2 separate regions of the Homo sapiens genome follow, and region 1 is linked to region 2. A link is an interaction called in ENCODE POLR2A ChIA-PET data of the cell type or tissue named here. Cell type or tissue: PC-3. All regions are shown on one strand. Each heading gives the region's core, and the rest is flanking DNA. Links, peaks and the distances in the headings are about the cores only.

Region 1 (8,341 bases), core at 228-8,227, 99 kb after region 2:
ACAGTGAGTAATGGGAGTTGTATGCTGAGTTGGTGCAAGTCATCTGGGAGATGGGTATGTGGCAGGCTATGTTTGACCTGAATACCCAGAGGCCAGATGATGAACGTTTCACCTCCCACATGAGGGATCTTGTGTTGGGTTCTGTGCTCCGGAGTGCCTCTGCCTCCCTAGCTGCTGTCCTCACCCTGTACATAGGGCACCACATACATGAAGTGACCATTGCTGTGACAGCTCTTGGGGAAGCAGAAGGCTGTCAGCAGGACTGAGGGGTCTATGCCATAAAGAAGGGGAAGATGCTCTGCCCACAGGGGCCCCCCCATGGGAGAAAAGAGGGCCCCAACAAGTAACATGCTCACGGATGTGGATAGATTTGATTTTGACCGGGGTTGACCGAGAGAAAATCAATAAGCAGCCCAATGAAGTACTCTTAACTTTGTGGAGATAATTGTCTCTGGAGCAGCAATTCCAGAAAATGCCCAACGGGGAGAAGGACATTGCTGCGTGACCCAGTCCCACCCGGGCACTTCAGCTCAAAGACTACTTGCTGCAGCCAGGTGGAAATGTAGAGCCTTTTCTGTTTGATTAGGAAACTGGCTGAGGTGCCCATCTTGGGGGGACACCAGACAACCAGCGACCACGTGTGGAATTAGTGATCCACTGGTCTTCCACTAGTGTACAATGGGTGCTGGTGCTGGTGGATACTGGCACAGATTGTGTCCTTGCTTATGGGAACCCAAATAAATTTCAGGGCTAACCTGCTTACATTGATGGATATGGAGGCTGGTCAGTGGAAGTGAAACCTGTATCTCTGCACCTTGGCATCTGCTGTTTGGCTCCCCATTTATATTCTGTGTATTTCTCTCCCATACCAGAATACATTCTGGGGATGGACATTTTACATGGCCTGGCATTACAAACCACACCCAGGGAATTCAGACTCTGAGTGTGTGTGGTGAAGCCGATGCTGCGTGGACATACATGTCACCAGCCTCAGGTCCTGCCACAACCCTGACAGGTTACTTCCACCCATCAATACTGTTTGCCAGGTGGGCATACAGAGATAACTGAGACAATTAAAAACCTGGAGGAGGTGCAGATAGTGTGTGGCACCCACAGCCCCTACAATTCTCCAGTGTGGCCAGTTAGAAAGCCTAATGGAACTTGTTGGATGATGGTGGACTATTGGGAACTGAATAAAGTAACACCCCCTTTGCATGCAGCTGTACTGTCAATCATGGATTTGATGGACTGTTTGATGACAGAACTGGGACAGTATCACTATGAAGTGGACTTGGCCAATGCATTTTTCTCCATTGACATTGCTCCAGAGACCCAGGAACAGTTTGCCTTCATGTGGGATAGGCAACAATGGACTTTCACAGTGTTGCTGCAGGGCTATGTGCATAGCCCCACCATATGTCCTGGTCTAGTTGCAACAGATTTAGCTGCCTGGCAATGTCCAGAAGGGGTCCACCTATTCCATTATATTGATGATATCATGTTAACCTCTGATTCTCTTGCAGATTTAGAAGTGGTGGCACCCCTCTTGCAGCAACATGTAGCAGCATACGGTTGGGCCATCAATGAATCCAAGGTCCAAGGGCCTGGATTAGCTGCCAAATTCTTGGGAGTTATCTGGTCAGGTAAGACAAAGGCCATCCCAGAGGCTATGATTGATAAGATTCAGGCATATCCCTGGCCCACCACAGTGAAGAAGCTGCAGATTTTTGTGGGGCTCCTGGGATATCAGCGGGCATTTGTGTCCTTTTTAGCTCAAATGATAAAATTGTTGCATTGGTTAACAAAGAAGGGAGCTCCCTGGGATTGGGATGATGCGGCTGAGACCGCCTTCCTGGCAGCCAAGCTGGCTATTCAGCAGGCACAAGCCCTATGGGTAGTTGACTTGGGGCACCCATTTGAGCTGGATGTGCATGTGACCACAGATGGTTTCGGCTGGGGGGCCTGTGGCAGTGCATAGAGTGCTTGCAAGTGCCAGTAGGCTTTTGGTCCCAACTATGGAAGGGAGATGAGCTCCAGTATTCCCTGATAGAGAAACGCTAGCAGCTATATATGCTGCCCTTCAAGCTGTGAGAGTGTGACAGGATGGGCTGCAGTCGTCGTGTGGATAACTTACCCAATAGTGAGATGGGTGCATTCATGGGTAACGACCCCCCAGACTGGGACGGTGCAGACATCCACTTTGGCAAAGTGGGGTGCCTACGTGGAGCAGCAGGGTACACTGAGTACAAACCCCTTAGCAGCAGAGTTGCAAGAGGTCTTGGGACCTGTAGTCCTAATGCAAGATAAGGCCATGGGGCCTGAGGCAGCCCTAGACCCTGAGCCTTCACCATTTAAGGAAGGGCATCCCTCAATTCCTGATGGGGCATGGTAAACAGATGGGTCTAACTGAGGTGCTACTGCAGCCTGGACTGCCGTTGCAGTCCAACCTTGTACTGACACCATATGGTTGAAACCGGGTGTGAACAAAATAGCCAATGGGCTGAACTTAGAGCAGCATGGATGGTGATCACAAAGGAGGTGACACCTATGGTAATCTGTACCAATAGCTGGGTGGTCTCTCGAGGCTTAACCTTGTGGTAACTACCTGGCAAATACAGAAGTGGCTAGTTGGCCACTCACCCATTTGGGGCCAAGCCACGTGGCAAGACCTCTGGGAAATGGATCATCAGAAAGAGGTAATTATTTATCACGTGTCAGGCCATATGCCTTTGGCCACCCCTGGCAAGGATGAAGCAGATGCCTTGGCCAAGGTCTGATGGTTAGATTCAGCACCTCCACAAGATGTGGCTTTGTGGCTACACTGGAAACTGGGACGTGTGGGGGGTAAACTGATGCAACATGTCAATAAGTGTTGGGGTCTGTATCTGCCCGTACAAGATATTTGTGAGGCTTGTCAGAAATGTCGGGCATGTACTCAGGCATACCTTAAACAGAGGCAGCTGCCCAGTGTTACATAAGTGACGATAGGGCGAGTGCCCTTGACCAGGTGGCAAGTAGACTACAAGGGTATATGCATACACTACAGCTGTGGACACGGCTGCAAGCCTGTTGTTCACCTACCCTTGCAGGATGGCCAACCAACAGAACACCATCTGGCCTCTGCAACACTTAGGTGCCCTGTATCGTCACCCTCTGGCCATTGAGATTGATAGGGGAGCACATTTCACTGGAAAACAGGTATAAGAATGGGCACAAGAAATGGACATAAAGTGGGGATTCCATGTGTCATACAACCTGCAAGCTGCAGATATGATTGAGCGATGTAACAGGCTCTTGAAGAATGGGTTACGCTTGCCTGTCACACCCTCGTCTTTGCGGGGCTGGAGTTCCAGGCTGGACCTGATGCACCAAACCTTGAATGAATAGCCACAGAAAGGTGGCCTGGCCCCAGTGGAGGCTTTGTTACACCAGGCCACCACCCTCATTCAGTTACAGATACATACCAAGGATGACCTCCCCTGACCAGGTATGGGGATGAACGGTAACCTGCCGTGATGAATGTTGCTTGCCCCAACACCCCTGAAGGCGAGGGAACAGAAAACCTGGCTGTGGCCATGGACCCTCCAAGCCCCCACTGTGGTGGTTGCCATTGTAGCTCCCTTGGGGGAGGGCCTACAGTATGACTTGCTTGTCATTCCTTGGGTGTTCAATGCATAGTCCCCACGGTTGACTGTTCATAGGGGAATGGCCAGGGAAGGAACCCTCCTCAGGGGACATATGTACTGTCTGTGTGGCATGTTATGAGCTCCCCCGTGACTTTTGCATGGAGACGGGACTCAAAGGAACCATGGGGAGCTGAGAAAGTATGGTACCATCTCCCAGGGCAAAAGCTCATGGTGACCACGTTGTTATCCAGGGATGAAAGTTTAGCTTGTATTTTGCCTGAGGGACGTGATTTACCTCTGTTAGTACCTGTGCCTGCTCTATCATTTTGGCTGTAGGTTAACATGCTCCAACTGCATTGTGGACTGGGCCCACACCTACGCTGAAGTGACCAATGTTTCCAACTCTTTGATCTGTACCACCCTTCCAGCAGCAGCTGCGGACTGCTTGCCTTGGCACATACACCCCGTGTCTTCAGTGAACTGGACATGGTTGGAGACTTGGGGCCCCATGGCTGATGCCTCGAATGCAATGCAGCAAGCTTTGGACAAAGGCTGCCACAAGGCCCATGGTGCACCCACCCCCTGGCTGGCCCATAGTGTTTATAATGGGTGGGGCTGCCTAATGGGGGAACATGTAGTACCCCCAGCCCAGGTGCCATGATGCATAGAGCAACATTGGGGTAACACCACTGTGGGATGCCTACCCATCACAGTCTGTGTAAACATAACACATGTCACCATATCGAAGGTATGGTGGAACAAGTGGCCCCACCAAGGTTGGTCCCCGATAGATGTTGTGCCCCCGGGGAGTTTATGGATCTGTGGGGACACAGGGTGGCCTTACCTACCAGCACACTGGACTGGACATTGTACCTGGGGGTGGCCTTATGTACCTGCCACCCCCATGCCACCTGCCATGTGTTTTCCCCACATTGCCCAGATACCCGCATAAATGGGAGGCACTACACTCTCAGTTTTTGTGAGTGCAACAAGCCCCCTGATGGTTGGCAATGACTATCCCTGGAGCAGGTGTCATAACTGTAGAAGCACAAGTTACTGCTCTTGCAGAGCACAGCACTCGGGCTCTGAATTACATCTGAGTGGCCCTCCTGTTAACAGATGAGGTTGATCAGATCAGAAAGGTTTTGTGGCAAAATCGAATGGCCTTAGACATAGTAATAGCTTCCCAAGGAGGCACCTGTGCCTTTTAAGGAACACAATGTTGTACCTTTATCCCTGACAATCAGCAGAACATAACAGTAGCTCTGCAACAGGTCTCATGGGAGAGTAAGGTGGTCCAGAGCCTTACTGATGACCCCCTGCAGAAATAGTGGGCATCCCTAGGCTCTGGCCTACTCTGGGCCCTAATAGTCATAAGTAGCATAGCTGGGATCCTAGTAGTGAGCTGTTGCTCTCTGTATTGTTGTTATTGTTATTGTTATGGATGCAGGGCTCTGCCCTACAGGCACATGTCCCTGCCCAGAGGGCACTCTCAGCCTAGGGGGTAGAGTGTAAGGGAAATGGCTAAGCTTTAGTCAGGAGTAGGCTGAAGTGCCCTTCCAGCGCAGCATGACTCATCTGGTTTGGAGTGCAGGTGCACAACCCCACACATTATGTAACCACACCATGTGAGGTGCATTAGGTATCACCCACGTGATCTTGTGCTTAGCTCGAAGCTACTGTTGTCTGTAAAATGTATAATTACCCTGCTAACGCTGTACATATAGCTTGCTCATGCCCAGAGAGAGAGAGTAAAGCCACGTCAAAACTGTCTACGATTCCTTGAGTGTTTTTGCAGCTACCCACCACTTGCCCACTGACTCCCCTTGGACCTCAGTTAGAACCTGACATTTTATAAATGAGGAAAACAGTTTAGAAGTTTAGTTACTTATGGCTGGTAAGTGGCAATGCCAGGATTTAAACTTAGTTCTGTTTGTCTCCTGAACCAAAGTCTTTAACCACTACACTGTACTGCTGAATATTTTATTTAGTAGATTCACTTTTGCAAATGATTCTAATCACTCATTACTTTTTGAATTCTAAGTTTTACCCTCATCATGTGTGCTCTCTACCTCCTAAGGATATCTAGTACAGTTGTTTTCAAACTTGGTTAGGTATCAGAATCACCTACTTGAATATGCTTCATTCACTTTGTAGATATTTCTGATATATACCAAATTTTGAGAACCATTGAGTCTGTTAGAATAAGGTTCAGCTATAATGAACAGAAATAGTGCTATAAACTAGTTTCTTTTTCTCCCCCATTAAGAAGCCCAGAATAGTCATTCTAGAGCTGGTATCGAGCTTGGTGTGGGGAACAAGACTCCTTTTACTTTCTTTGTTTTGTGTGGCTTCCATTCTTCTAAAGTCATCTCAGTGACCAATTGCCTGTTGGAGCTTCATCTACATCTGCATTCTAGCTAGCAAGAAGGTGGAAGGGTGGAAGAATACATACCTTCTCTTTAATGATTGTCAGGAATATGCACCACTTCCACTTAATCCCATGGGTCAGAATTGAAACATACAGCCATGCCCTCCTGCAAGGAAGGCTGGGAAAAGTGGTCTTTATTCTGTGTGGCTACGTAGGCAGCTAAAAATTAGACATTCTCTTATGATGGAGGAATTAGGAGGAATAAACCTTCAAGAATAATTAATCTCTGTCACACTCAGCAGGGAGGAAAATTTACCTAATCCTTATATCTACATTTGACCATGAGACCTAAGAGAAATTCTTTCTATAAGAGGTTTTTAGATCTCATAATGAAGGTGGCTAAGGCAGTGGCTCTCAAACTCTGCTGCACATTAGAATCAACTGGGATCTTACAAACTAATGATGCCTGACTTCCACACCCAATCATTCTGACTTAGTTGGTATGAAATAGAACCTAGACATTAGGGTATTTAAAAGCCCCCCATAATGATTCTGATTTGCAGGAAAAGTTTGGACTAAAGGGGGGGAAACACTCCTAAATCTTTTCCTTAACTCTATCACAGGATCTTCAACCTAAGATACAAGTAGTGTGGATAAGATCCACTGAGTGTTGTTTTGCTCCATTGATGGGCTCCTATTTTTTCCTGTGCCATTGACATCTCAGCAGTTGAACTAGTGAATGTTACTGGTAATAAAGTTACATGTGACCAGGGAAGATTCATTATCGGTATCGCAAAAGACAAAGACAACTCAGACGATATGTCCTACTCACAAAAGCCAGTGACATTTTCATGTACAAAGAACACATTTTAGTTGTAGCTATATTTATACACATGTTATTTGTATGTGGCATGAAAATAGCTATTTTGGTTTTCTGTGTGTGCACGCATGTAGCAGGACCCAGACACAGTAGTGAATCATCCTTAAGTACAGCATTTACATTTTAAACACAGGAACCTATTCAAATCAAATGTGGAAGGCCCTCTCTATTTGGCAGTATATTTGTCATCCGGAAGCTCAAAATAGCCTTTTAGAGATCTAAGCAGTTTGAGCTAGTGGCATCTCAACCTATTACTAGCTGTCAGATATTTTATCCATTCAAGCAGATAGGTGGGCAAAGGTTATGTTTTCTTTGAATTGCTAATGCAGAGGTCTGCCTTTTAAGTTGAGATGTGAAATGAGAAGAGGAGTAAAAGAGGAAATTCTCAAAGACGAAAGCTAGATAGGTCATTTCATTCACCTCTTCACCTTCAGAAAGAATGACATTAAAACATTCTAAACAGGTGAGAATCTATACTATTTTTATAGCTCTTCAATGACAGGATTGCACAACCACATTCCTACCATACCACATTTCATTGCAACAATTTGCAGCTAGGAAATTTCTTTTTACATCTAACCCAAGGATTCTGACCAGGTTGATCCCATTTCCTCCTCGCTGTTCTTCAGAGGGACAACACCATTCTTTTATAAAATTATCTTGGTACTTACATAATTACATTAATCTTCAGGTTTCTCTTTTACAATCCAAATACTAATAACATCCCTTCACACCTTCCTTTTAAATAGTTTTCAAATATAATCAGCTTTGCAGCAATCTTCTTTTAACCTAGGGGTTCCCAGACTTGTTTGCACATTAGAATCATCTGAGGAGCTTCAAAAACTACTGATGCCTGTGTCCCACCCCCAGAGATTCTGATTTAAGTGTCTGGAGTATGTACTAAAGTGGAGATTTTTTAAAAAGATTCTCAAGTGCTTCAAAAGTGCATCAAGTTCAGAAACCACTATCTGAACCTGCTGCAGCCTATTACCCACTTCTCCTTCTGTTTGCTAATAGAACCTTGATAATAGTCCCAGATAAGAAATCATGACTGGCCTAAAACTGTGGTTTCCAGTTCTGCTACCATTAGAATCACCTGGAGAGCTTTGACTATACGGAAGCCTGGACTCCACCAACAAATTAAATCAGAACATCTGGGGGTGGGACCAGGAAACGGTATCTTTAAAAATGCTCTCCAAATGTTTTTAATGCACCACCAGGGTTGAGAGCCATTGGTGGAGGTCAGTGACTCTCAAAGTGTTTTTTAAAGTCCGGAAGCATCCGCATCAACTGAGATATTTAAATAATACAAATTCTTAGGTCCAAACCCAGGCCTACTGAATCAGCATCTCTGGGGGGTGGAGCCCAGCAATCAGTGTTTTAACAAGCCCTCCAGGGGATTTCAATGCTTGCTAGAGTTTGAGTAGCACTAGTCTAAGTCCATTATGATAAGCCTGTTCCCTG
Region 2 (8,341 bases), core at 51-8,050:
CTGTCTCTGAAAATGGTGTGTATGTGTGTGTCACACACATACACATATACACACACACATAAATAGAACTTGTAACCCAATCCTAAGAAAGAGAATGCACTGCATACAAGATTTCAAAAACGGAAAAGTTACAAAAGATTGATTGATAAACCAACCACTCTTTACATGCATGGTATATACTGAAACTCAGAAATTCTAATACTAATAAGAAGCAATTGTTCAAAAAGCAGTTGGCTATTAGTTTTCAATCTTTGTTAGTCGGTTTGAATAACATTCAGAGATATTGGTCCTCTGAAAGATGTTATGAAACTTTAGTGAGGATTGGTGATGTTTTTCCCACTGAGGACACCAAAAGTAAGTTCAGGGACTCTCTGACATAGACAGCACTCTGGCCCAGGAAGTCTGCCCCGGCCCCAAGGCAGTGTCCATTGTTCACAATGCCCACCTCATCACCACTGGCACCAAATGTCATCTCTGGAGAGATGCTCCAGGCCACTCTTCTTTTTGAAGAAGCTGAGGCTTCTCAGAGCTAAGGCTGGGAAAACTTTAGCCATCTCCTCAAGCAGGCTACCAGGTTAGGAGCCAGCCCATAAGCCTTTGAGATTTAGGAGACAAAACTGGGGCGGCTTGCCCTTCTCCTTTTCTCATCGGCAAAATAACTCAAAAAAATCACAATAAAACATAATGTGGTTACCCTTTTCTTTGGAAATATTGTCTTAGAATAATGAAAAAATGCTCAAAAAACAAAAGCCAGCAGCCTATTGAAATCATGTGGGTGCAGTGTCCATGGCCCACTGCCTGTTGCAGAGCATTCTGCGGTCTCTGGGAAGATAAAGATCTGCGATGGCTATTATGTATTATGTCACAATTACACGCAAGAGAGAAAGTCCACATTACCACACAGTGTGATGATTTTTAATTGTTTTCCCTAAAACAGACTAACACTCTTACAAATACTCTTTTCCCCTGGGTGTTGCTGCTTAAGTGCTCGCTTTATGTAGAAGAGTCTATTGTTCCCTTTCTCATAGTAAGAGCAGAGCCTTCTGGAAACTAAGGCATTGAGAAGTTCTAAAAGATTTTTATCTTTATATTTAGGAAATTAGGTTCATTTTGTAGTCTATAGATCAGGGTCAGTTTCTTCTCATTGGCTTTAAAGAATAGTTTCCTGTTTTGAGTTTCTTTACTTTTTTAAGTTTCAATAGTTATACAATAGGTAATAACATTTGCAAAGTCTTTATCTACTTTAAAATTTTAAAAACCAACTCAGTACCTATCAGTTATGCCATGTCTGCTTCTAGGAAGAAGCTGCAGAAGCTAACAACAAAGCCCCATTATAAAAAGAATAAGAGATTAGCAGTGAATTGAAAGCACGGGGGAGAAAAATAGTTAAACAAAAATGTAAAATAGTGGTTTTCTTTGAGCAGAAAGCTTGGCACCCAGCTTTCTTAATAAAAAGGAGACATAATAGATCTTGGTAAGTTGTAAATGTACTTTTTTTTTTGCTACATTCTAAAGTTGGGCTATCCCAATAAAAAACGTTACTTCTTCTATTGGACAGGCTAGGATTTAAGTGCTTGTATGTCACGGTCAGGGTTATAACAACTTCTGTGCAGGCTGATCAATTTGAATGGTGAATATTAGTCAAAATCAATCTGTTTTGAACCAATAAACAAGGAGCAAGATCGTGAGGAACATTTCTTTGCATGAAATCATCCCTGTCAGTGTGAAACATAAGGGTCAAAAAATTCAGAAAATCATTATGAGGTTCACATATTTTATTGAATTACCATTCTTTGACATCAGATCTTTACCAGACATTAACATTTCAATGTTATGCTTTTCCCCAGTGCTACCAGTGGTTGAAAGAAAGAATTGTAAGTGAAGAAGGGAGAAAACAGCAAAACAAGCTAAAAGACCTTTCCCCAATTGCGGAGCGTCTGGGATGCACACTACCTCAGCTAGCTGTTGGTAAGAAAATTACTAAGCTATGGGGTGGTAGAGGGACTTCTGCTGAGATCATAGTTTTCTATTGCTGACCACACCCTTACCATGATAAAATGTCTATTGCAGGGACAGATGATCTCTGAAGCATAAACTCCTGCTAAATATAAAGTGAGTTATTTGAGGTTCCCCAGAATTTTCTACATGATAGCAAATTTTTCTTACTTCTTTCTCCTTGCTCTTATAACATAGTTTAAATGAGAACATGTCAGTGATAACATACACTATCACAGATGTCAGGGGTGAACTGTGTAGTGACATCCATTTCTTCTGGCTCAAATTTCTGTCTGTTGAAAACTAAACCAGGGTTGGTGAGAAGATGAGATACAGGGCTGTGACAGGCCCAAGGCTACTGCCACATGAAAAGCTGATCCTAGAGAAATAGCTTCACCCTGAAAGTTCTTGAAGGCCATAAACGTTGTTCTTCTAATGCTGTGGAGTCCATGAAAGGTCATGATTGCTGGTAACAATTGAAAACCACACGCGGCTGGGCACGGTGGCTCATGCCTGTAATCCCAGCACTTTGGGAGGCCAAGGTGGGCGGATCATGAGGTCAGGAGATCGAGACCATCCTGGCTAACACAGTGAAACCCCGTCTCTACTAAAAACACCAAAAATTAGCCGGGCGTGGTGGTGGGTGCCTGTAGTCCCAGCTACTTGGGAGGCTGAGGCAGGAGAATGGCGTGAACCCGAGTGGCGGAGCTTGCAGTAAGCCCAGATTGCGTCACTGCACTCCAGCCTGCGTGACAGAGCAAGACTCCATCTCAAAAAAAAAAAAAAAAAAAAAAAAAAAAAAGAAAACCCCAAACCACATCCACTGTTTGAGAGAAAGATAATATGAACCACATTCAATCATGGGTGTCTCAGTCAACGACGGACAACATATATGTAGGTGATCCCATAAGATTATAATGGAGCTGAAAAATTGCTATTGCCTAGTGATGTTGTGGTTATCCTAAGGTCCGAGTGCAATGAATTACTTGTGTGTTTGTGGTGATGCTGGTATAATAAACAAGCCTACTGCACTGCCAGTAATATAAAAGTCTAGCACACACAATCATGTACAGTACATAATACTTGATAATGATAATAAATGACCATGTTACTGGTTTATGTATTTACTATACTATACTTTTCATCTTTACTTTAGAGTGTTACTCCTTCTTACTAGGAAAAAAAAAAAGTTAACTGTAAAACAGCCTTATGCAGGCCCTTCAGGAGGTATTCCCCAAAGAGGAATTATTATCACAGGAGATGACAGCTCCATGTGTTTTACTGCCCCTGAAGACTTCCCAGAGGAACAAGATGTGGAGGTGGAACATAGTGATGGTCCTGACCCTGTGTAGGCCAAGGCTAATGAGTGTGTCTGTGTCTTAGTTTTTAACAAAAAAAAAAAAGTTTAAAAAGCTAAAAAAACACTTTTTAAAAATAGAAAAAAAGCTTATAACAATATAAAGAAAATACTTTTGTACAGCTGTACAATGTGTTTGTGTTTTAAGCTATGTTATTACAAATAAGTTCAAAGGTTTTTTTGTTTGTTTGTTTTTTGTTTTGAGACGCAGTCTCGCTCTGTCGCCCAGGCTGGAGTGCAGTGGCGCGATCTCGGCTCACTGCAACCTCCGTCTCCCAGGTTCAAGCGATTCTCCTGCCTCAGCCTCCTGAGTAGCTGGGATTACAGGTGTGCACCACCAAGCCTGGCTAATTTTTGTATTTTTAGTAGCGAAGGGGTTTCACCATGTTGGTCAGGCTGGTCTCTAACTCCTGACCTCGTGATCCGCCTGCCTTGGCCGCCTAAAGTGCTGGGATTACAGGCATGAGCCACTGTGCCCAACCAAAAGCTTTTTTAAATTAAAAGTTTATAAAGTAAAAATGTTACAGTTAGCTAATGTTAATTTATTATTGAAGAAAGAAAAATCTTAAAAATAAATTTAGTGTAGCCTAAGTGCACAGTGTTTACAAAGTCTATGGTAGTGTACAAGAATGTCCCAGGCCTTCACATTCACTCACCACTCACTCACTGACTCACCCAAAGCACCTCCCAGTCCTGCAAGCTCCAGTCATGGTAAGTGCCCTACACAGGTATACCATTTTATACCATATTTTTACCATACCTTTTCTATGTTTAGATACACAACACCATGTGTTACAGCCGCCTATAGTATTCAGTACAGTAACATGCTGTACAGATTTGGAACCTAGGAGCAATAGGCTATCCCATATAGCCTAGATGTGCAGTAGGCTATACCAACTAGGTTTGCATAAGTACCCTATGATGTTCACACAATGAGGAAAACGCCTAACAATGCATTTCTCAGAACGTGTCCCTGTCGCTATGGGATGCATAACTGTATCTTATTTTAAATTTTCTAGTGACCACATTAAAACATTAAAGTGAAACATGTGAAATTAATTTTAATAATGGATTTTCTTTAACCCAATATAGCCAAAATATTATCATTCCAACATGTAATAAATATTAAAAATTGAGATATTTTACTTTGTTTTCTACAAATCTTCAAAATCCAGCATATATTTTACACCTAGAGCAAGCACATTCCAATTCAGGCTAGACACACGTTGCATGCTCAATAGCCACGTGCTGCCAAAGGCTACACACTGGGCAGAAAAGCCCTGAGACTTCTGGTTCCCTTACTAGGGGATATTTGTCAGGTTCTATAGTAAGCACCTCAGGCTCACTCTCACTGTCTTGTCTCCTTCATCACCATAACAATCCGCGGAGGTCTATACTATTACTAGTCATATCTTACCGATGCTAGTGGAGGATTTTCTATTACTATCTCCACTTATAAATGAAGAAATGAGATAAAAGAATTCATGTGGTAGCTATGAGAAAGGAATAAAATGGGTGCTGATTCTAGACAAAAAAAAAAAAATCCTAAAGATTAAGAAATAGCAGGAATTGGGACATATCAGAAACACTAACCCAATGAGATAAAAAGCTCAAGATAAGGTCTATGCAAATAAAATAATTTAATAGAATATTTGTTGGTAGCTTGACTCTTCAGAGGTTGGAAGGCAGAGAAATGTTAGTTGCAATTAGCAGTCATAGAAAGATAGAAATGGGAGGTGATTTTAGAGGGGGGAAAATGCCATGTACCGTAGTATATGTATGACTGGTGCTTTAATCCTTTCTTCAAAAAATAAAATAAAATCAAACAATGTATTTAATGTTATTACTTAGCAACTCTACAGCTTTAACAAGCACAGTAAAACATATTAGCTATTTGACCACAGGCAAGTTACTTAACCTGGTAACAATTTTCTCATCTGTAAAATGGGTATAATAATACATATCTTACAAACTAGTTGAGTAAAGGGAAATTATATATATAAAGCAAAAAGTAGGTGCTCAGTGAGTGCTAATAAAGATGATAATGTTCTTGCAGAGAGTAGACATGCAAAACTTGAAATTCTGTCTGCTCTTAGCCATGGCAAGCAATCAGAGTAATATGCAGAGAAACATATTCTGCACAATCATATATGGTTTTTAGATAGTAACATGAAGTATTAAACTTAGCCCTGAAAGACAGGAAAGAACACTCTCTTTCTACAGAGGAAATCTTTACAAGATTTAGACTCTTACTAGATATTAGATATACATGAAATGCCTTCTTTACAGGATCTGAGTTTAAATTAAAACATGCTTTTTTTCCCCTTTTCCTCCTGTCCTCTCAGATGTCTTTCTCACCTGTCACTTCTTTCTTTGTAAATAAATAATTTTGTTTATAGCCACAAAACTCTCAGAATCAAAAGGGAAATTATTTCCAGGCACGTTATCTTTGATCTGCTAGGAGAGTGTGGGAGAGGGATCCTCCGGCAGAAAGCAAACTACTTGAACCCAACTGTGTGCCTGCTCCCCAAGTCACACAGGTATACTGGAGCCAGCATTCATACTTTGTTCTTAGTGAACAGGCACTCTGGACATACTTGCTAGTGACACTTGGTTAGAGGTGCTAATTATCCAGAATCAGCTGCAGTTGCTACCATGGAAGTAACCAGCTCTGCCCAGTGGGTTCTCCTGTGCCCTACAGGCCCATTAGGGGAATCAGCTGTTGGTGACCTCGAGTAGTCAGGTAGTTTATGGGCAATAATTTACCTAGAACCTGCTTTGTCCTCAGAACTACCTTTAAGGCCAAAAATAGTTCTCAGTGCAAAGCAGCAAATAATGCAGTCAAAAAAAAAAAAAAGAGAGAGAAAGATTGGATTGGTACTTTTATACAGCACTATTTTGTATTTTGCCCATGTGGAAATTCAGTGATTACCATAAAAGGCCTGGACACGGTAACAGCTTAAGAGTATCAGTTGACAATATGGCTGTCCAAATGGGGGCAGAAGATGTGCTTGGGGACATCCATCAATCATCCATGCCTATGTTTATTCAACAAACATTTAATAAGTTCCTACTTTGTGCAAGACACTGGGCTGGTGGCTGAGCATCCAACTGCAAATAAGGCATACCTCACAGCCTGGTGGGCAAGTCAAGAAAATAAACAGATAATTTTAATACAGGTCATCATATTAAGAAGGGAACAGGGGATAAGGGAATTAGAGTAGGAGCTTGGAATTCAGGGAAGTACTTTAGGAGCAGGCAATACCTTTGGGGAATCTCAAATGACAGGCAAATATTAGTGAGGCAAAAAGAAAGGGGAAGGCAAAAGGACATTCCAGGCAAAAGGAACAGCTTGAGCAATGTGCCCCAGAATGAAGGGAGAGGAAGAGGAGAAAAGCAGCAAGATGCTTGGAGATGGAGAGGATTTAAAGACAGGTGAGTGCTCCTGAAGCACAAAGTTCAAGGTAGGGAGCCATGAAGCTGCAGAGGTAGGCTAGAAAATAAGGTTTGCCAAGGTAAGAATTAAGAACCTCATCTTACAGGACAATGAGTTATGTCAGGCACTAGCTAGGGAAGTGATATGATCAGATTTGTGTTTAGAGAGACTGCTGCTGGCTGGATGAGAGCTGTATGGGGGAAATATAAGGGGACAATTCAAGCAAGAGGTAGGAAAACCAGTTATCCAGGAGAGAGATGGTGAGGGCCTGAGTGAGGGCAGCAGTGACTGAGGAGGAGAAGACAGCTGAACCGGAGAAGACAGCTGAACCAAAGCAGTCATTGTCAAACTGAGCCCTGTATCCACACAATGGAATACTCTTTAGCAACAAAAAGAAATGGTATACGGGTACATAGTGCAACACGGAAAAACCTAGAAAACATATGCTAAGTGAAAACCAGACACAAACGACCACCTATTGTATGATTCCATTTAGATGAAATGTCCAGAAAAGACAAATCTGGAGACAAAAAGTAGATCAGTGGCTGCCTGGTACTTGAGGTAGGGATCTTATTAGGGTGATGGAAATGTTATAAAACTGCATTAAAAATGGTGAAGGTTGCACCTTAAAAATGATGGTTGGTAAATTTATAAAAATTATTTAATGTACACCTAAAATGGGTAAAATTTTTGATGTATAAATTTTACCTCAATAAAGTTGGTTAAAAAAAAAAAAAGAGCATGGTCCCAGATAGCAGCATCAGCATAAGCATTACCTAGGAGTGTGTTAAAAATGCACAGACTGCACCCCAGACCTGAATCAGAAACTCAGCGGGTGAGCCATAACAATGGGTGTTTCACAGGCCCTCTGGATGATTCTGATGCATACCAAAGTTTGAAAACCACTTGATTAGAGGAATATTTAGGAGGAATAATCAACTGGACTTAGCAGTTAAAAGGGAAAAGGGGGTCAGAACAGGACAGTTCTTAAAGAGTACTCCCAGGTTTCCAGATTGGGGAGCCACATTGCTGGTGATGCCCCCAAATGTGATTGGGAATGCAAGAAGGCCAGGCATTATAGCAAGAAGTTTGCGGTGCTGGTGGGGCATCTAGCAGGAAGGCCCAGCAGACACTGCATCTATGAGTCCAGCAACACTGAGTTCCAGGCAGCTAAGGACTCAGAAGTCCACTGTAATCACCAGCAGGCTCCTGGGGACCTTAGCTTCTGGACACAGCAAGAAGGTGACTGGGATGTGAAGAAGATCAGTAAGGGAATCTGGACTGACCTTTTAGAAGTTTAAGAGGGGAAGAAGGTTGGGGCAGTATCTAAGCAGGTAAAAAGGGTCAGAGGAAGCCTATTCTAGAATGGGAGAAATTTTAGCATGTTTTGTTGACAGAAAGACACAGTAAGAAATTTTGAAATGGGGTGATGGGGGCGGTGGGATCATGTATGAATCAAGTCCAAGAAAAGGCAAAAAGGAGATATCTCCAAGGCAGAGTTTGGTCTTGGACAGAAACCGCACACATCCTCTTCTGAAACTGGAGGATATGGA

What was found. ChIA-PET counts read pairs that join two places held together with the same protein. Peaks named below come from ENCODE experiments on the same cell type or tissue, not always from the same donor. Only the 100,000 strongest peaks of a DNase experiment are listed, where the experiment ranks them.
Region 1: POLR2A ChIA-PET joins it to region 2 with 6 read pairs; 4 of 35 experiments call an interaction of 5 or more read pairs at or near these places.

The regions. Positions count from the first base shown.
Region 1 is chr3:156,621,102-156,629,442 of GRCh38, forward strand. No RefSeq gene overlaps it. Among named protein-coding and RNA genes, the nearest start is that of TIPARP, 49 kb to the right of the region's middle. In PC-3, for the core only: no CTCF peak of the experiment used is centred there; a DNase peak (open chromatin) is centred at 5,190.
Region 2 is chr3:156,521,980-156,530,320 of GRCh38, forward strand. KCNAB1 (potassium voltage-gated channel subfamily A regulatory beta subunit 1) reads left to right here. Exons shown (of 14, transcript NM_172160.3): 12 at 1,848-1,968. Among named protein-coding and RNA genes, the nearest start is that of SSR3, 29 kb to the right of the region's middle. In PC-3, for the core only: no CTCF peak of the experiment used is centred there; a DNase peak (open chromatin) is centred at 4,022.